Regions from separate parts of the Homo sapiens genome. Here region 2 is linked to region 1. A link is an interaction called in ENCODE POLR2A ChIA-PET data of the cell type or tissue named here. Cell type or tissue: K562. All regions are shown on one strand. Each heading gives the region's core, and the rest is flanking DNA. Links, peaks and the distances in the headings are about the cores only. Region 1 has its middle 6.3 kb from the start of TMEM216. Region 2 overlaps DDB1 (damage specific DNA binding protein 1).

Region 1 (10,365 bases), core at 3,881-7,880:
TTTGCTCTTGTAACCCAGGCTGGAGTGCAATGGCGCTATCTCTGGTCACTGCAACCTCCGCCTCCTGGGTTCAAGCGATTCTCCAGTCTCAGCCTCCCAAGTAGCGGGGATTACAGGTGCCCCCCACCACACCCGGCTAAATATTTTTGCATTTTTAGTAGAGACGGGGTTTCACCATGTTGGCCAGGCTGGTCTGGAACTCCTGACCTCAGGTGACCCGCCCCCCCCCCCCCCCCCCCCCCCCCCCCCCGCCTCCCAAAGTGCTGGGATTACAGGTGTGATTAATGCCCCCGGCCAAGAGTGACTAAGCTTTAAGCAAAGTGCTGTACCCCTGGCTAATTGGGATGTGGTGGGGCGGTAATTGTTACTTCTAGGCTTAAAAGGGAAGGGCCTGAAACAATTCCCTGAAGCTGGAGAGTAATATGTGCATAGAAGGCCTCCCACTAGGAACCCTCACACTCTAGGAGGCTAGTGGATAAATATAGCAGGGACCTCCATTTCCCTTCTCCCATCTCTGATCTCTGCTTATGTCTCCCGCTGACACAACTTAACTGCAAGCTGGAGGGCAAGGAAGCCCTTTAGGGTAAGTAGGAAAGCGCAGAGCACAGAGGTTAAGGTGGAAAGGAATCCAGATCCTGCTTCCCCATCTTCGCTGCCTGCAAGACAAGAGACATTAGAAAAGTTCCTGCTCTGAGCCTGATATGGAAAGAAAGTGGGCCAGCTGCACCTGGCGCGGTGGCTCACACCTGTAATCCCAGCACTTTGGGAGGCTGAGGCGGGTGGATCACTTGAGGTCAGGAATTCAAGACCAGCCTGACCAACATGGTGAAACCCCATCTCTACTAAAAATACAAAATTAGCCGGGCATGATGGCACATGCCTCTAATCCCAGCTACTTGGGGGGCTGAGGCATAAGAATCGCTTGAACCTGGGAGGCGGAGGTTGCAGTGAGCTGAGACCAAGCCATTGCACTCCAGCCTGGGCAACAAGAGTGAAACTATGTCTCAAAAGAAAAACAAAGAAAGTGGGCCAGCTGCTTGTTTTTGTAAATAAAAGTTCTTTGGAGAACGTCATCATGGTCACTTACTTACATGTTATTATATATTGCAGCTTTCATGCTATTATGGCAATGTTAAGTAGTTGCAACAGAGACCACATGGCCCACAGCCTTAAATACCATCTGACCCTTTAAGAAAAAGTTGGCTAATCTATGTCAGAGTATGCCACAACTTCATAGATGCCAAAAGCTGACAGTGAGGCCAAATTACTTATGGCAAACAGCAGGAACATCAGCATGGCAACCTGGGGGCCCCCTGCTCCCAAGTCCTATGAGTGACACAATGACCCCAGATGGTGCTGCACTCAAGGAGTTATGCCACAGCTTGGTGGAGCCCAGAGCCAAAGGCTCAGTACCCTTTTTAGCAAGCAGCAAATAAAGCCAGGCCCTTTCCACTGGGGAGGGAGAAATTATACTATCATCACACTATAGTCACTTTGGTCTACTTAATTGCTTCTGTGCTCAGTATCAGGAGACAGACTTTCTGGTTTGACATAGTAAGAACATGCAGGGATGCTTAGGACCCATGCAAGACTGTCCCAACAGCCAGTGCCCTTGCTAAATTGATTATTTCTAGGAGGCTTGTTATGTACATGATCACATCATCAGTAAATAAAGACATTTTTACTTCCTTCTCAATCTCTATACCTTCAATTTCTTTTTCTTGCCTTATTGCACTGGCCAGGACTGGCAGTGTAATGTTGACTATAAGTGGTGATGATGGATAGTCTTGTCTTGTTCCTAACCTCAGGGGAAGCGTTCAATATCTCACCATTAATATGGTGGCTATAGATTTTTTTTGTAGATACTCTTTATCAGATTAAGAAAGTCCCTTATTATCCTAGTTTGCTAAAAGGCTTATGATATATTTTATTAAGTGTGTTCTCTTAATCCGTTGAGAGGACTATATGATTTTTCTCCTTTATTCTGCTAATATGAATTACATTGATTTTCAGAGGTATGACCAACCATGTCTTCCTGGAAAAAATAAAAAACCCATTTGCTTATGAGACTGTACAGAAAAAACTTAACATAGCAGACCTGAGGCTGCTGTCTTTGGAGAGGCCCAACTGCAAGGTTGACCCTTGCCTGGCGTAAGGGAACTTGGCTTTTGGTAGTGTTCCCACCAGTTTAAAGTGGCTCACAGTGCCTAAACTGTACAAACAATGTGGCTTATGCTAAATACCTGTTCTCCTTCTCAGAGTCTGGAGTTTTGAAACATGTTAGGCAGAGGGTGCCTTCATGATCAGCTCCCAGTAAAAACCTTGGGGGCTGGGTCCAGTGGCTCATGCCTGTAATCCCAGCACTTTGGGAAGCTGAGGCAGGAGGATCAATAGAGCTCAGGAGTTCAAGACCAGCCTGGACAACACAGTGAGACCCTGTCTCTACCCAAACAAAAAAATTTAGCCAGGCATGGTGGTGCACACCTGTAGTCCCAGTTACTTCGGAGGCTGAGGCAGGAAGATTGCTTGAGCCCAAGAGGTAGAGGGAAGAGGCTGCAGTGAACCATAACTGTTTAAAAAAATAAAAATAAAAAAAATAAAACTTGGACCCTGAGTCTCAAGTGAGCTTTCCTAGTAGACAACATTGCACATATGTTATCAGAATTTGTTGCTGGAGGAATGATGAACGTCTTGTGTGATTCCCCCTGAGATAGACCTCTTGGAAGCATGCTGCTAGTTTCTCCTTGACTGTGCCTCATGTATCTTTTCCCTTTGTTGACCTTGCTTTGTATTTCACTGTAATAGATCAGAGGCATGAATACACCTGTATGCTGGGTCCCATAAGTCCTTATAGCAAATCATCCAAACTGGGTGTGATCTTGGAGACCCCTGACACAGATATGTTATCCTTTTTATATGTCACTGGATTTCATTTGCTAATTTTGTTCAGGTTTTACATATGTATCATGAGAGAGATTGGTCTGTAATTTAACTTTGTCAAGGACCTTGTCAAGGGTGGGTATTAAGGTTAAGGTGGCTTCATCCAATAAAGCGAAAGGTATTTCTTCTTTTTCTATTCTCCGGAAGAGATAGTGTAAGCTAGGTAATATTTCTTCTTCAAGTATTTGAAAGAATACACTGATGAAGCCATCTAAACCTAAATTTTTTTTTTGGTGGGGGGGAGTTTAAAATAATGAAATCCCTGTACTATATATAAGAACATTCAGATATTCTACTTCTCGAGTAAGGTTTGGGTGAATTTGTGTTTGCATAAACCTTGAATAAGGTTTGGGTAAATCATTTTGTATACATTTCCAGATGTATTGGTGTGAAGGTTTTCATAACATTCCTCAATTCTTTTTTTTTCTGTATTATAAGTCAGTAGTCAGGCTGGGCGCAGTGGCTCATACCTGTAATCCCAGCACTTTGGGAGGCCAAGGCAGGCGGATCACTTGAGGTCAGGAGTTCAAGACAGCTTGGCCAACATGGTGAAACCCCATTTGTGCTAAAAATACAAAAAAATTAGCCAGGTGTGGTGGTGCATGCCTGTAGTCCCAGCTATTTGGGAGGCTGAGGCAGGAGAATCGCTAGAACCCAGGAGGTGGAGGTTGCAGTGAGCCAAGATCATGCCACTGCACTCCAGCCTGGCAACAGAGCGAGACTCTGTCTAAAGAATAATAATAACTAATTAATTTTTAAAAATTAAAAAAGTCACCAGGCAATCCTTAAATATTACTTAATGGATGTAAGAACTGCAGTGATGTCCCTTTTCTTTCATATTTTTTTCTTCAATAGTTTTGATAGGTGTTTATCAATTTTATTAACGTTTTATTTTTGTTTTTTATTTTTTTTTATGAGACAGGGTCTCACTCTATCGCCCAGGCTGCAGTGCAGTGGCACGATCTTGGCTCACTGCAACCTCTGCCTCCCAGGCTCAAGCAATTCTCGTGCCTCAGCCTCCTAAGTAGCTGGGACTACAGGCATGCACCACCACACCTGGCTAATTTTTTTTTTTTTTTTTTTGAGACGGAGTCTTGCTCTGTCGCCCAGGCTGGAGTGAAGTGGTGCGATCTCGGCTGGCTGCAAGCTCCGCCTCCCAGGTTCACGCCCTTCTCCTGCCTCAGCCTCCCGAGTAGCCGACTACAGGCACCCGCCACCATGCCCAGCTAATTTTTTTTGCATTTTTAGTAGAGACGGGGTTTCACCGTGTTAGCCAGGATGGTCTCGATCTCCTGACCTCATGATCTGCCCGCCTCAGCCTCCCAAAGTGCTGGGATTACAGGTGTGAGCCACTGCTCCCGGCTTTTTTTTTTTGTATTTTTAGTAGAGACAGGGTTTTGTCATGTTGCCCAGGCTGGTCTCGAACTGGTGAGCTCAGGCAGTCCACCTGCCTCGACCTCCCAAAGTGCTAGGATTACAAGCATCAGCCACCATGCCTGGTTTCTTATTATTATTATTATTATTATTTTATTTTTTTGAGACAGAGTCTTGCTCTGTCACCCAGGCTAGAGTGCAGTGGTGTGATCTCGGCTCACTGCAGCCTCCGCCTCCTGGGTTCAAGCAGTTCTCCTGCTTCAGCCTCCCGAGTAGCTAGGATTACAGGCGCCCACCACTGCGCCCGGCTAATTTTTGTATTTTTAGTAGAGATGGGGTTTCACCATGTTGGCCAGGCTGGTCTCGAACTCCTGACCTCATGATCCACTCGCCTCGGCCTCCCAAAGTGCTAGGATTGCAGGTGTGAGCCACCGTGCCCAGCCTTATTAATTTTTTTAAAAACAGCTTTCGACTTTCTTTTTCTTCATCGTATAAAATTTGTTTTCTATTTTACAAATTTCTGCTCTTTATAATTTCCTTCTTCTTACTTTCTTTAGGTTTTTTGTTTTGTTTTGTTTTGTTTTTGTTTTTGTTTTTTGAGACAGAGTCTGACTCTGTTGCCCAGGCTGGAGTGCAGTGGTGCGATCTCAGCTCACTGCAGCCTCCACCTCCTGGGTTCAAAGGAATTCTCCTGTCTTAGCCTCCCAAGTAGCTGAGATTGCAGGTGTGTGCCACCACACCCAGATAATTTTTGTATTTTTAGTGGAGATGAGGTTTCACCATGTTGCCCCCAGGCTGATCTTGAACTCCTAACCTCAAGTGATCTACCCGCCTCAGCCTCCCAAAGTGCTGGGACTACAGGCATGAGCCACTGCGCCCAGCTGGGTTCAAAGTGTTTTCTAATTTCCCTTATGATTTCTTCTTTGACCCATGGGCTATTTATAAGTGTATTTTATTTTATTTATTATTTTATTTTATTTTATTTTATTTTATTTTATTTTATTTTATTTTATTTTATTTATTTTAAGACAGACTCTCTGTTGCCCACGCTGCGGTGCAATGGTGCGATCTCAGCTCACTGCCACCTGTGCCTTGCAGGCTCAAGCTATTCTCATGCATCAGCCTCCCGAGTAACTGGGGCTACAGGTGCGTGCCACCACGCCTGGCTAATTTTTGTATTTTTAGTAGAGGTGGGGTTTTGCCATGTTGCCCAAGCTGGTCTGGAATTCCTGAGCTCGAGTGACATGGTATAGGCGTGAACCACCGTGCCCAGCCTTATTTAATTTCTGAATATTTAGTGGTTTCCTAGTATGGCAGTTATCAACACTGCCTCAGCTCCAGATTCACTCTCAGTACCTGTTCTGTTCCATGATAACCGGATCGACGCTAAGCATTTATCCCGTACAGTGAGTACAGTGTTAAGCTTTGTCAGCAGAGGGCACTAGAGGGCTATTGCAGAAACAAAGAGGCTCTCCCGGGTTCCAGTGTGCAGCCTTCGGATTTTTCTAAGGAAACCATGGATGTCAACTATGACCGTGATTAGTTACAAAAATGATCAGTTACAAAAACGAGGACTGTAGCAGCGATGCATATTCTTCTTTGCTTCTTACATGCATGTGTTTATTTGTATGTACTGACCATGTCTTTTGCCTCCCTTTGTTATTTTATGTGCAAATTGTTGGAGGTCAACTTTACAATCTAGTTTTTAGGTAATAGACACAGGTAATAGTTTTTAGGTAATAGTTTTTAGGTAATAGGGATCACGACAAATCTGTGGAGTAATCTAGCCAGCTATGGATACAGTGACTGTTTGGACTGTGTGTCTTATCATTTGGGGGAAGGCTGAGAACTTCACTTTTAGAGAGGAGATATCTTGTTAGTAGGAATGTAGCTACTAAGGGAGTTCAAAATTTGTGTAAAGAGTGCATATGGTAGTGGAGTAGCTGGAAGAATGGTTTCTGCCAGTTACCTATTTTTTGCCTCTCAGCTTCATTATTTACCTACCCTTCGGTGTCTGTTAAGCGATAACTAGACTCGAAGCATTTCTCCCTACAATGAGTACAATGTTAGGCTTTGTCAGCAGAGGACGCTAGAAGGACATTGCAGGAAGGAAAGGGCTTGTCTTCTGGTTCCAGTGCACTCCAGCTAGGGGCCTTGCTCCATCGTCCATCAGCAGGGCACGCCTTGGGAGATCTGCTGGTGTTCCACTCCAGCTGCACACCCAAAGCCGGCACTCCCTTGGCAACTTTGCCGATCTGGTCTAGGCCCCGTGACCAACTTGCTGTGGACTCCTTGTCATGGTTGCCGCTTACTCCAGGCCTTCCACCTGGGGCAGCTCCCTAACTCTGTGCACCTGCCCCCTAGTCTTGGCTTACCTATGCCATGGATGGTTTTCCCCAAAGCCCTCCAGGCATGGACAACGTGCGGTCAAGGCTGTGCCCCAACTTCCTCTGTGCGTCTGCTCACCAATCTGAGTTCTTCTGCATCCCAGAGGGTTGATTCCCATCCTCCATATCCTGTGTGGACACCATGCACTCCAAGCACATGGGGCATTCCAGCTCTTTTGATGCATCTGTCTGACAGCTGGGGCTCACCTGCGACCTGGAAGGTTGTTTCCTAGGGGCCTCCCAATGCGGGTGCTATGTGCTCTGGGCAGGTGGTGTTGCTATGTGCTCTGGGCAGGTGGTGTCCCCATGTGCTCTAAGCACCTGCCTACCAGCCTTAGCTTGCTTTTGGCCTGGAGGGTTGTTTCTTGCCTGGCAACTGTGAAACAGCTCTGGCCTGGGCTAATCAGTGAACTTCACACTGCCCAGTGAGTGGCATGCAGTGAAGTCTGAACCCCTGCCTTGGGGGTGGGGACCCTACTGAGTTTGCCCTTCCTTGGGTACTTCCCTCTTTACTTCCTTATAATTCCTCTCTTATTATAGTTTAATACTTTTTTACTTTTTCTATTTTTTTTTTTAATTTTTTTGAGACAGGGTCTTGCTCTGTTGCCCAGGGCTGGAGTGCAGTGCTGCAGTCATAGCTCACTGCAGCCTTGACCTCCTGGACTCAAGCAATCCTTCTGCCTCAGCCTCCCAAGTAGCTAGGACTACAGGCACATGTCACCATGCCTAGCTAATTTTTTCTTTTTAATAGAGACAAGGTCTTGCTATATTGTCCAGCCTGGTCTCAAACTCCTGGTCTCAAGTGATCCTCCTGCTTCAGCCTCCCTAAGTGCTGGGACCGGCTGGGCATAGTGACTCACTCCTGTAATCCCAGCATTTTGGGAGGCCGAGGCAGGCGGATCAGTTGAGGTCAGGAGTTCGACATCATTCTGGCCGACATGGTGAAACCCCGTCTCTACTAGAAATACAAAAATTAAACAGGAGTGGTGGCACATGCCTGTAATCCCAGCACTTTGGGAGGCTGAAGTGGGATGATTGCTTGAGTTGCTTGAGGCCAGGAGTTTGAGACCAGCCTGGTCAACATAGTGAGACCTTCATCTTACTAGAAAGAAAAAATAGAAAAAAATTAAAAATAATCTTTATGTTTACCTAAATACTATCTTTTTTTTTTTTTTTTTTTTTGAGATGGAGTCTCACTCTGTCACCCAGGTTGGAGTGCAGTGTCGAGGTTTCAGCTCACTGCAAACTCCACCTCCCGGGATCAAGCGATTTTCCTGCCTCAGCCTCCCGAGTAGCTGGGATTACAGGCATGTGCCACCACACCCAGCTAATTTTTGTATTTTTAGTAGAGACAGGGTTTCTCCATGTTGGCCAGGCTGGTCTCCAACTCCTGACCTCAGGTGTTCCGCTTCGGCCTCCCAAAATGCTGGAATTACAGGCGTGAGCCACCGTGCCTGGCCTATCTTTTGTTTGTTTGTTTGTTTGTTTGTTTTGAGACAGAGTTCAGGCTGGAGTGCAGTGGCGTGATCTCGACTCACTGCAACTTCTGCTTCCTGGGTTCAAGTGATTCTCCCTCTGCAGCCTCCCGAGTAGCTGGGATTACAGGCATGGGCCACCATGCCTGGCTAATTTTTTTGTGTGTTTTTAGTAGAGACAGGGTTTTGCCATGTTAGTCAGGCTGGTCTGGAACTCCTGACCTCAAGTGATTCACCTGCCTTGGCCTACCAAAGTGCTGGGATTACAGGTGTGAGCCACTGTGCCCCGCCTTAATGTTTCTTATAGTGCAGCACTAATTCTCTTAGTTTTCTTTTATTTGAAAATGTTTTTATTTCAGCTTCATTTTTTTTAAATTTTTAAATTTTGTTTTATTTTTAGTAGAGATGGGGTTTCACTATATTGGCCAAGGTAATCCTGAACTCCTGACCTCAGGTGATTCACCCACCTCGGCCTCCCAAAGTGCTGGGATTACAGGCATGAACCACTGCACCCAGCCCGAGGTTGCCTGTCTTTTAATTTACTGAGATAATATTTTCTTTTCTTTCTTTCTTTCTTTTTTTTTTTTTTTTTGAGACGGAGTCTCGCTATAGCCCAGGCTGGAGTGCAGTGGTACCATCTCAGCTTACTACAACCTCTGCCTCCCGGGTTCAAGCGATTCTCCCGCCTCAGGCTCCCGAGTAGCTGGGACTATAGGCACATGCCACCACGCTCGGCTAAGTTTTGTATTTTTAGTAGAGACGGGGTTTCACCATATTGTTCAGGCTGATCTTGAACTCCTGATCTCAGCTGATCCGCCCGCCTGGGCCTCCCAAAGTGCTGGGATTATAGGCGTGAGCCACTGTGCCCAGCTTTGAGATAATATTTTCATTGATGCTTTCATATCCTTGTTTGTTAATTCCGATATCTGGACCATCTCTTTGGTGGCACTTGTAAATGTTGGAGACTCTGGTTTCAGTTACTTTTCCCCAAAGAGTGATGTTTTTTAATTTTATCAGGCGGTTAGCTCAGTTACATATATACTACAGTCACCCTTATTGAGTTGGCAGCTCCAATTTTCAGTTTAGATCTTTTTTATTTTATTTTATTTTATTTTTAGAGATTGGGGGGTGGTTCCTCACTATGTTGCCTACACTGGTCTTGAACTCCTGGCTTCAGCCTCCTGAGTAGCTGGGATTATAGGCGCAAGACACCACACCTGGCCACTTTAGATCTTCTGTCTTTAACTGAGCTGCGTGGAGTCTGAGTTCCCTATGTGGGGTTCAGAGCTTGGGCGGAGGTGTGGGCAGACAGAATGTGGGGATTTCCCTCTCTGGCTCTTTCCCTTCTAAGATTCCCATCTTCCTCTCTAGTGGTTTCAGTTGCACACACGCAGGACCCTGTTTCAATATTGAGAAAGAGGCCGGGCGCAGTGGCTCATGCCTGTAATCCTGGCACTTTGGGAGGCTGAGGCGGGCGGATCACGAGCTCAGGAGTTCGAGACCAGCCTGGCCAACATGGTGAAACCCCGTCTCTACTAAAAATACAAAGAAATTAGCCGGGCATGGTGGCGGGCGCCTGTAATCCCAGCTATTCGGGAGGCTGAGGCAGGAGAATTGCATGAACCCGGGAGGTGGAGGTTGCAGTGAGCCGAGATCGGGCCACTGCACTCCAGCCTGCGTGACAGAATGAGACTCCGTCTAAAAAAAAAAAAAATTGAGAAGGAAAAAAATCTTTTATCTGAGGAATATGGGTCTCTTTAAATTGTCAGGCTCGGCTGGGCGTGGTGGCTCACGCCTGTAATCCCAGCACTTTGGGAGGCCGAGACGGGCGGATCACGAGGTCAGGGGATCGAGACCATCCTGGCTAACAAGGTGAAACCCCGTCTCCACTAAAAAATACAAAAAAAATTAGCCAGGCGTGGTGGCGGGCGCCTGTAGTCCCAGCTACTCGGGAGGCTGAAGCAGGAGAATGGCGTGAACCCGGGAGGCGGAGCTTGCAGTGAGCCGAGATCGCGCCACTGCACTCCAGCCTGGGGGTCAGAGCGAAACTCCGTTTAAAATAAATAAATAAATAAATTGTCAGGCTCAGAAAGATGTTTAAAAACATAGCCACGGTCACGTCTCATTCCCTCTTGAGAAAAATAATTACCTCTTGAAGCCACTTGCTATGTGGACTCTAGACTAACTGA
Region 2 (4,000 bases), core at 1-4,000, 69 kb after region 1:
CCTGAGAAATGCACATTAACACCAAACAGCAGTACTCTACTAGATGACCAAAATCCAGAAGTTTGACCACACATTATGTTGGTCGGGCTGTGAGAAAATAAACATGCTTGTGCATCCTCTATAGAAGGGAATTGGGCAATATCAAAGACAGCAGTTAGCGATTTACTTAGTAGTCCCAGTTCTGAGCCTCTACCTGACCTTTATATGTATAAAGTGACATAAAAATACAAGCTTATTTCTTGTGGCATTGTATGTTATAGCAAAATACTGAATAAATATAATGAGAAGGGATTTGTTAATCTGCATAATTTAATAATTATAGATAAATGATTTACACAATTAAATACTGTGTTCTGATAAGGGCTTCAAGCATATATTGTTCAATGAAAGAACAAGGTGCCAAATAGTGCATGATAGACTATTTTATATTTGCATTTGTTTGTAATACTCTATTTCCTTAAAGTAAAAAAAATTAAGCTTAGTGTTGCATAGTGGGCCTGTAGTCCTTACTGTTCAGGAGGCTGAGGTGGGAGGATCACTTGAGCCCAGGAGATCGAGGCCAGACTGGAGCAACATAGCAAGATCCTCCCACACCCCATCTCTTTACCAGAAGGCTAAACAAGATGCCTTTATTGATTACTTGTTTGGGGGATGGGTTGGAGGGAGGTATGGGAATGAGACTTTTCTGTGTACTTTTAAAAAATAAATTTAGGCTGGGTACAGTGGCTCACACCTGTAATCCCAGTACTTTGGGAGACCGAGTGGGCAGATCATGAGGTCAGGAGATCGAGACCATCCTGGCTAACACGGTGAAATCCTGTCTCTACTAAAAATAGAAAAAATTAGCCAGGCGTGGTGACACGCACCTGTAGTCCCAGCTACTCAGGAGGCTGAGGCAGGAGAATCGCTTGAACCCGGGAGGCGGAGGTTGTAGTGAGCCGAGATCGTGCCATTGCACCCCAGTCTGGGTGACAGAGCAAGACTCCGTCTCAAATAAATAAGTAAATAAATAAATAAATAAATTTAGACTTTGGGTCATGGAAATGTATATCCAATCCCAAATTTAAAATAGGCTCAAAACAGCTTTAAAATTATCTAACTTTTGGCCCGGCGTGGTGGCTCACGCCTGTAATCCCAGCACTTTGGGAGGCCAAGGTGGCGGATCACGAGGTCAGGAGATCGAGACCATCCTGGCTAACATGGTGAAACCCTGTCTCTACTAAAAATACAAAAAATTAGCCAGGTGTGGTGGCGGGCACCTGCCTTCCCAGCTACTCGGGAGGCTGAGGCAGGAGAATGGTGTGAACCCGGGAGGTGGAGCTTGCAGTGAGCTGAGATCGGGCCACTGCACTCCAGCCTGGTGACAGAGCGAGACTCCGTCTCAAAAAAAACAAGCAAACAAACAAAACAAAACTATTTAACTTTTTAGAGCCTTAAAACCAAGAAGGAGCAGAGAGGGGGTTCCAGCTCAGGACTCCATGTTCCAGCCCTTCCAGTGGTGTCAGGCTGCCATGTCTATATATATATATATATATATATATATATATATATATATATATATATATATATCTATCCTTTTTTTTTTTTTTTTTTTTTGAGACAGGATCTTGCTGTGTCACCCAGGCTGGAGTGCAATGACATGATCATAGCTGCAGCCTCTTTCTCCTAATCTTAAGCAATCCCCCCACCTCAGCCTCCCATGTAGCTGGGACTATAGTTTTGTGCCACCACACCTAGCAAGTTCTTTTGTATTTTTAGCAGGGACAAGGTCTCTCCATTTTGCCCAGGCTGGTCTAGAACTCCTGGTTCCAAGCAGTCCTCCTGCCTCTGCCTTCCCAAGTGTTGAGATTATAGGCATGAGCCACTGCCCCTGGCCTGCCCTGTCCGTAGATATGCATGCTAAGTGTTGGTCTGTCCTATGCATCTGAATCCTTGGTCCTTGTTCCAGGATTATGGCCACTGCGGTCTGACCCTAATCGTGAGACTGATGACACTTTGGTGCTCTCTTTTGTGGGCCAGACAAGGTAAGGATGGGTCTAGTGCCAGCTGTAGGTGCTGGTGAGAAGGTTGTGAGGTGGGGAAGCTGGTCCCAGGCTGACCCAGGCCCTCCATTCTGCTGCAGAGTTCTCATGTTAAATGGAGAGGAGGTAGAAGAAACCGAACTGATGGGTTTCGTGGATGATCAGCAGACTTTCTTCTGTGGCAACGTGGCTCATCAGCAGCTTATCCAGGTGATAACTGAGAAAGGGGCAGGTGTTACCATATACTTGAATTGACCTAGATGCAGTACAGAGCACCACTGGATTTTAAAACAACCAATTTTTATGGCTCCAAAAATAATGTAAAAATTCTAGGGAAAAAATTACAGATAATCCACTACTCAGAGATCACAACTCTTAACCTTAGAGTTGCTCCTTTTAGCTTTATTTTTCTTCTGCAAATGTCTGTGTATTTATTTACATTTTCTTTTATAGACTCGGGTCATTATATATATAAACATAAAAATATAGTTTCGGATCCTATTTTAGCACTAATTATATCTTCCGAGACACTCAAATTTTTTCCCTTTGTTAAACTAGTGATACATCCTTATTTATAAAATTAGAAAATGCCAAAATGCACAAAAAAAGAAAAAATCATGATGCTACCATCCAATATGACTCTTGGCAGCCCTTTCCACATACTAATTATAACCGAAGCTTACCCTATTCTGATCCTTACTTTCAATCTATCTGCAATACGGGGGCAGATAGCCTTCTGGCATATTGTTATCCACGAGAGCCTCATTTCTGACACCCTTCCACCCCTCAGCAATTTTTTGAAGTTTGGAGTGACCCTGACATCCTTCAGCTTTTAGCACTCTCTCCTTACCTTCTGAGCTGTTCTTCACTCTGTGGCCAGAGTCTGTCTTGCCTTTGGTGGGTAGGGCACTGGAGTGCCTAAGGATTAATGAACTGTCTCTGTCTTTTTATCCACCTGGTTTTCCTTTTAGCCACCTGGCAGTGGTAGATTGGTAAAACCGGAGGGAAAGTTCTGTCAGTTTGCAGACCAAGTGTGGGACGTGCCCAGATACTGAGTCATTGCTTTGTCAGTGTTATCTAACTATTGGCCTGAAGACTGGCACCAGCTCACCTATTTATTATTAAAGAGCTTTCATCCTTATATATAAACTCAATTGTGCTAGGTAAGATGAATGAATAGATAACAGTGTCACCAACCTACTTCCTGTTTTATTTCAGTGATAAATTTATACAATATATTTCTATACAATTTTGTAATCTTTACTAAGGAACTTTAAATAATTTAAATGGCTCATACACAGTAAAGAACTTAGATATTTTAGAGGTCTGATTTGGGGGTTGAGAAAAACTGCTAAGACTGGTGGTCACAGTCAACATGGTGGCTCACGCCTGTAATCCCAGCACTTTGGGAGGCCAAGGCAGGTGGATCATGAGGTCAGGAGTTCAAGATCAGCCTGGCCAACATGGTGAAACCCCATCTCTACTCAAAAAACAAAAGTTAACCAGGCATGGTGGCATGCGCCTGTAATCGCAGCTACTTGGGAGGCTGAGGCAGGAGAATGGCTTGAACCTGGGAGGCGTAGGTTGTGGTGAGCTGAGATTGCACCACTGCACTCCAGCCTGGGCAACAGAGAGAGACTCTGTCCCAAAAAAAAAAAAAAAAAAAAAAAAGCCAAAAAACTGGTGGTCACAGGGTCTTACTCTATTCATATCTTCCCACAGGATGCAGTTTGTATTACCCAAGTAAGTCTCAATTAGAATGAAATAGGCCTTTTCCCCACCAGCTGTAGGTTTGTAAGCTGTAAGCTACTTTTAAGCTGGCCTCCTTCAGGCATTCATGCAAAAATGACATCTATTGTAATCATTAGCAGGACTTTGGGGAATAAGAAATAGAAGCCTCATGTAGCTTATTCGTAGGGCTCTATTAGGGCTGCATTTACCACCTTTCCACTCCTGTGTGGACCCTGGCAGATGCTTGG

What was found. Peaks named below come from ENCODE experiments on the same cell type or tissue, not always from the same donor. Only the 100,000 strongest peaks of a DNase experiment are listed, where the experiment ranks them.
Region 2: POLR2A ChIA-PET joins it to region 1 with 6 read pairs; 15 of 35 experiments call an interaction of 5 or more read pairs at or near these places.

Annotation. Positions count from the first base shown.
Region 1 is chr11:61,381,138-61,391,502 of GRCh38, reverse strand. No RefSeq gene overlaps it. Among named protein-coding and RNA genes, the nearest start is that of TMEM216, 6.3 kb to the left of the region's middle. RefSeq lists a silencer at 5,680-5,839. In K562, for the core only: CTCF peaks have their summits at 5,749 (motif pointing right) and 6,393 (motif pointing right); DNase peaks (open chromatin) are centred at 5,742 and 6,432.
Region 2 is chr11:61,314,516-61,318,515 of GRCh38, reverse strand. DDB1 (damage specific DNA binding protein 1) reads left to right here. Exons shown (of 27, transcript NM_001923.5): 11 at 1,949-2,024; 12 at 2,123-2,231. Among named protein-coding and RNA genes, the nearest start is that of DDB1, 17 kb to the left of the region's middle. In K562, for the core only: no CTCF peak of the experiment used is centred there; no DNase peak of the experiment used is centred there.